Regions from separate parts of the Homo sapiens genome. Here region 2 is linked to region 1. The links are chromatin loops, found by intact Hi-C in ENCODE. Cell type or tissue: HepG2. All regions are shown on one strand. Each heading gives the region's core, and the rest is flanking DNA. Links, peaks and the distances in the headings are about the cores only.

What was found. Peaks named below come from ENCODE experiments on the same cell type or tissue, not always from the same donor. Only the 100,000 strongest peaks of a DNase experiment are listed, where the experiment ranks them.
Region 2: a loop joins it to region 1, with 3 times the contacts of the local background. A loop is called at or near these places in 14 of 110 quality-filtered maps.

Annotation. Positions count from the first base shown.
Region 1 is chr12:46,656,143-46,658,959 of GRCh38, forward strand. No RefSeq gene overlaps it. Among named protein-coding and RNA genes, the nearest start is that of SLC38A4, 170 kb to the right of the region's middle. In HepG2, for the core only: no CTCF peak of the experiment used is centred there; no DNase peak of the experiment used is centred there.
Region 2 is chr12:46,575,751-46,578,567 of GRCh38, forward strand. The region is part of intron 3 of SLC38A4-AS1 (SLC38A4 antisense RNA 1); the gene reads left to right. Among named protein-coding and RNA genes, the nearest start is that of SLC38A4-AS1, 190 kb to the left of the region's middle. In HepG2, for the core only: no CTCF peak of the experiment used is centred there; a DNase peak (open chromatin) is centred at 1,461.

The sequences.
Region 1 (2,817 bases), core at 91-2,590:
GCTGCCCAGGCTGGAGTACAGTGGCACAATCACAGCTCACTGCAGCCTCAACCTCCTGGGCTCCAGTGATCCTCCTGCCTCAGCCTCCCAAGTAGCTGAGACCACAGATGTGAGCCACCAAACCCAGTTAATTTGTTTTGTACTTTTTGTAGAGACAGGGTCTCACTATGTTGCCCAGGCTGGTCTCAAACTCCTGGACTCAAATGATCCTCCTGCCTTGGCCTCCCAAAATGCTCGATTATAGGTGTGAACCCCTGCGTGCAGCCTACAGCATGACTTTTAATGTTTGATAGTCATGTGCCTTTAGACATTTTCATAATTCATCCTGGAGAATGGTAAAAAATAAGTTTTGTTGAAATATAAAAAGGCCATTGAAATGTCACAGAGTGGTTTACCTAACAGTAAATTATATAAGGCCTGAAGGTAGGGGTGGGAGAGGGGATATTAGTCAGGAATTTCTAGTAATTTGAAGCCATGCAAAAACAACAATGTTCTCAGGCATTATTGTGTTTGTTGCTAACTTTTGGCCGAGCGATTTTGAGAGTTTTTAGCTCTTCCCAGTCTGGGCAGTCACATTGGGCTTGTCACTTCTGCCTCTCACTTGTGCTGTGTTCATGCCCTGGATGGGTGCTCTTGATTGGCTGCTGCCTTACCCACCCCTTGGCACAGCTGCCTTGAGGTCTGCCATGTTCATTGGGGCCCACTCTGCTAATTTATTTTGCCAGCTTTGTGCTTAAATTTCTTCTAGATTCAGAGCTTTGATTGAAGGAATATAATATGTCACAAAAATAGCTGGTTTCATTTACCAAATACTAATTTTTTGCAAGATGATAGTTCTTTAGAAGGAGATATTTCCTGAATGCTAGTTAGTTATAAAATTTGTTTTACATAAGTTTGTTGAATGTTGTAATATTTGTGAAAATAGAGGTGGGTGCATAATGTCATGGTTTGTTAATTGAATGCTGACCTAAATAACGATACGATGGTGTAATGGGAGGAGTCCTGGACTAGCAGGCAGGAAAGGTTAGCTCTTGGTACTGCTTGGTTGTGACCTTTGGCAATTCCCTTGACCTCTCTTGGCCTCAGTTTCTCTACAGAACTAGATAATGCATAAGGCTCCTTCTAACTCTATAAGCAAAGTTCTAAGTCTATGTAGCTGGAAAGCTTGCAAAATCAGCAAGGGTGTGTGTTTTTATTCACATATCTTAAACTCATCTCCTAGAACTTTGGGTCAAAATTGACCTTGTGAAAAATAAAACCAAACAGTTGAAGGCTCTAGCTTATCTGACACCCTAACTTAATTTTGATCAAATGTTGTTTTTATATGAAATAGATTACTAAGATAATAATATGCTTGGGTAAAAGGTATTGGCTCTAGACAAAGGAATTGTTTTTTTTAGCTCTGCCAGTTCTTATAAGGGAAAGCTGATATTTTCATCAGGAATGGGGTACAGTCTCCCTTGGGAGAGCTCAATGCCATGTAAGCCAACACATATATTGCCCCAGGACTTAAACAATTCTATGCTGGAGATAATCAGAAATATGCACATATTTCTTTTTTCTTAAGCAATACCCAACAAATTCAGAAAGTTGTCATATTTGAATTGTTTTCCTTTTCAGAGGAGGGATGTGCAATACTGAATAAGGAGAGAAATACTTTTCTAGGAAGTATTTTTCGTTTTTTGTTTTTTTTTTTTTCAGAAAAAAACCACTTTTGAGGCACAATTGTCATAAAATGTCACTTGTAGCATGAAGCAAATATAGAAACTCTGTCCCTTTGCAGATAGGACTGCCTGTTAAGTGATGGCCGGTCAGACTTACTTGATGACTCAGTACAGTGAGAGACAAGCATTAGAGCTGTTAGTTGTTACTAACACTAAGCAGAATAACAGAAAACAGGCAAAATAGGGTCAAGTAGAATTGTCAATTTTTGCCTTTCAGAGTCATTAAAGGGAAGAACTGGGGCTGAGTCGTTAGAATAGGTTAGTTGTTTGAGTTATTCCATCAATCCGAAATTAGAATTACCTTCATACCTTCCTTGCCTTTCCAAACTTCTGGGCCATGTCACTGAGAGTGGCCAGGACTCAGCTGATCTGCAGCAGGGAAACCACCCCCAATCTGTGGCTACTCCTATACTTAGGCTTAAACTGGACATAAGGCCATTTCATACAATTTCAGATGTTTGTGTTTTGTCTTTGCAACATGATATATATGGTTAAAATAATATAATTAATTTTTAATATTGTAGCTTATTGAAAGATAAAAAGTGAGCCTTGCTGCTTTTTTAGCTATTCTTTTGGACACAGCTACTACAAGAAGAGAAAATATTGGCAAGCCAGGGGTTAAGGTACTACAAGGAGGGAGCAATTTTCTCTCACCTCACGAGGAGGAAAAGACCCAATAATGGATTTTACTTCCCTCCTCGATGTATTAGATTTTACGGGAAATTTAACATGGTATGTCTTTTGTATCAAATCACAGAGTGAGGGCTTTTCACTTTGAGGAAATCCTATACACTAAAAAAGGAATTTAGCAGTTAGTAGGGTAAAATTCACACAAGCAAAAGTTTTATTACTTTACAAAAGGCTCTTTTAGTGAGCCAATCCCAGTGCTTTAAAAAGAACATGTTAAGTGAGGAGCATAAGCCTGTTTCCTGAGTAATGACTTCAGTTAAATTGACACACACATAGCCAAATGTTCTTTGTGCCTGGCAGGACCCAGGAGAAATCACCTAATTTATAACTATAATGCCCATATACACTGGCATCAAAATTTCCACCCCACTTGGATGCAAAATTGTACTTTAGTGCTCAAAAA
Region 2 (2,817 bases), core at 307-2,806, 80 kb before region 1:
CAGTTAATAATTTTTAATAAATGAATTAACCCACAATGATAATTTATACTAGTTAGACCTTTCTAAAAAATACAGAGAATAGTTCATTCTAGCACGATTGTTGAGATTTGGGAATTCTAGACTTTTGGGAATTATTCACCCCTTTTTAGTATACTGATTTGATGGGCTTTTTATATCAATATTTTTTAAATTACTTAAAACACCCTCATGTTTATTTTCGCATTAGTGTGGACCTGGTCTTAGAATCTTCACCACAAAGAGCGTTCCAATCAAAGAAAGAAGAAGGAAATATTCCACTATGGGGGGCAATCAAACAACTAGCACTGCCCTAGACAGGAAATTAGGAAAATAAAGATGGGCACTAGCTGTAATTTAAACAAATTATATTTTTCTTTATGTGATAATGGGAGATAATTATCTCCCAAAGTTCTATTGGGTGAAAGAAAGCTGGTTTTGGTATTTTCTTATCTATTTGTCTATTAATCTTTCTGTCTATTCTATCTCTCTCTCTCTCTCTCTCTCTCTCTCTGTCACTTATCAAAAGAGGGCCAAGAATTGGACTTGTTCAGTGATTGTAGGGTCTGTCTTTTAAGCATATATCTGTTTAATATATTTTTGTTCATGCCACCCTTTACATAATTATAGCTAAATTTATTGAGTTCTTAATATGAACCAGCCATTTTAACTTGGAAAATGGAAAAAAAATCATTTAACCCCTAAAAAATCATAATGTTGATACTATTTTTATATTACTTCTACTTTACAGGTGAGGAAACTGAGGTTCGGAGTAGTCAATATCTTTGCTGAAGGTCCACAGGCGAATACATGACTGAAGTGGGATTTAAACCCAGTAGTTATTACTCCGAAGTTCGGTCTTTTAATGTTAGGATAAACTGCCTTAACAGCTTTTATATTATTGTTTGTGATGTTTTTTGTCTCTCTTACTTGATAGTGAGATTCTCAAGAGCCTAAACTGGGTCTTGTATATTTTTATACTCCTCACAATACTTCTTACAGATTAGTACCTTGAACATAGTAAGTGACCAGTACCAGATGGAAAGCAATGTTCGTATAGTTGAGAGTTGGAAGCCTAGGTATCATGGCAATTAAGAAACAACTTAGGGTCCCTGTAAATCTCACAGGCTTATGTGCATTTATATATATGTATCTTTTATTTTTTGCAAATTGAAATAATGCAAAAAATTAAGAAGAAAAAATAACTAGAATGCTAAAAAATTCTATGATTCAGTTTCAATCTACTGTTTTAGTCAATGCCCCACGTTTGATATTCTTTTTTTTTTTTTTTTTTTAACAGCAAGGACTTGTGAAACCAACTTGGAGTAGAGGTTTTCCAGGAATATTTAGTGAAGACTTGGGGGGAGTTGTTTGCTTTTGACTTGGAGAATAGAATCTGCTGCCAGTGATTAACTTGAGTGCTCTCCTGGAAGATGAGCTTTGACCTGGGGGTACTCAAAGGGAAAGTTCACTGTTGCTATTGTTCCAGAGTGGTGTAAATATCCTGCCAAAACTCTGGGTGAGCTAGACTCAGACACATTTTCTCTTTGACGTTAGAGTCAGACAGGCAGGAATTGGCCAAGGTGGTTTGTGCTTAGTGGCTTTCTCCAATCTGAACCCTTGCCAGTAAGGCCCTAAGGCAATCTCAAGTTAAATTCATATATTGATTTCAGATTTCCCATGTCTTGCACCATAGTTACACTATATACACATCTTATACCATGTTCACTGATGGGCGAGGTCGCTGCCTTAAAAGGCAATTCATATTCATGAACATACTCTTCTATTCTGCCTCTGTCCTTCTATCTCTGAGAGAGCCAGTTAAGCCAAGGTCTTTTGTATAGATTCAACAACTCTCCCTGGAACATGTCTGAACATGATGGTTCTCAGGTTTTGATTTGTAATGAGAAGTAGAACACTTATTTAGGCCTGGTAAGGTAGCTCCGCCAAGTCTAAGACAGAAAGCTCTTTGCTTTTTGCATCTAAGGCCTTTGACGGACTTTTAGTAGGATGGGTTCATTGGCTGTTTGGTTCCTCAGGAGCATGTAGGGAAGAGGGTGGGTTGATAGAATGGGATTTGAGTATTTTTTGGTTCCTGGTTATCATACTATCTAAACTGCACCAATTTATCTTTAACCTCAACAAATACTGTCAAAATTTATAACATTATCCCGAAAATTTCAGGGTTAATAAAATATAGAAAGTTCTATCTTAACACATGTTGATAAACAATAATGTGAGTTATGTAATCACACAAGAGTAGTTAGGCAAGCACAGACTGTAAATAAAATAGGTTTTTGGTGGATGGATTTATATAAATATAATTAATTTGTTGTTTAGCCCACGGGTATTTTTCCTCCCTTTGTGAAGTTCTGTTTAATGGAAACAGAAAAGTTCCCTGTTTAAGATGCATTTTAGGATTGAAATTTGTCATTGATTATGGAATGTGGTGAGGTGGAAAGAGAACAGGTCTGAAGGCCAAAAATCCCAGGTTTCTCACATCAACTTATTTTGTGAATTGAAACAATGGGCAGCATCACCATCTGTAAAGTAGAGGAATTAGCTGTGGTTTCTACACTGCTTTCCCCATCCAGCAAGCTATGTTCAATGTGTCCCTGTTTGAAAGGGAACACATCTTAGACTGAAATATGCTTGCTGGAAAACCTTGGATTTCAGAAATAGAAAAAAATTATTTATGGCTCCGAACATTCCCTCACCCCTCCTTCTCCTTTTGGTAAAATGTGGATGGCATAGTAAGGAGACTATGACTCAAGAGTAATGTCCTCAGCTTCGTGGAAATCA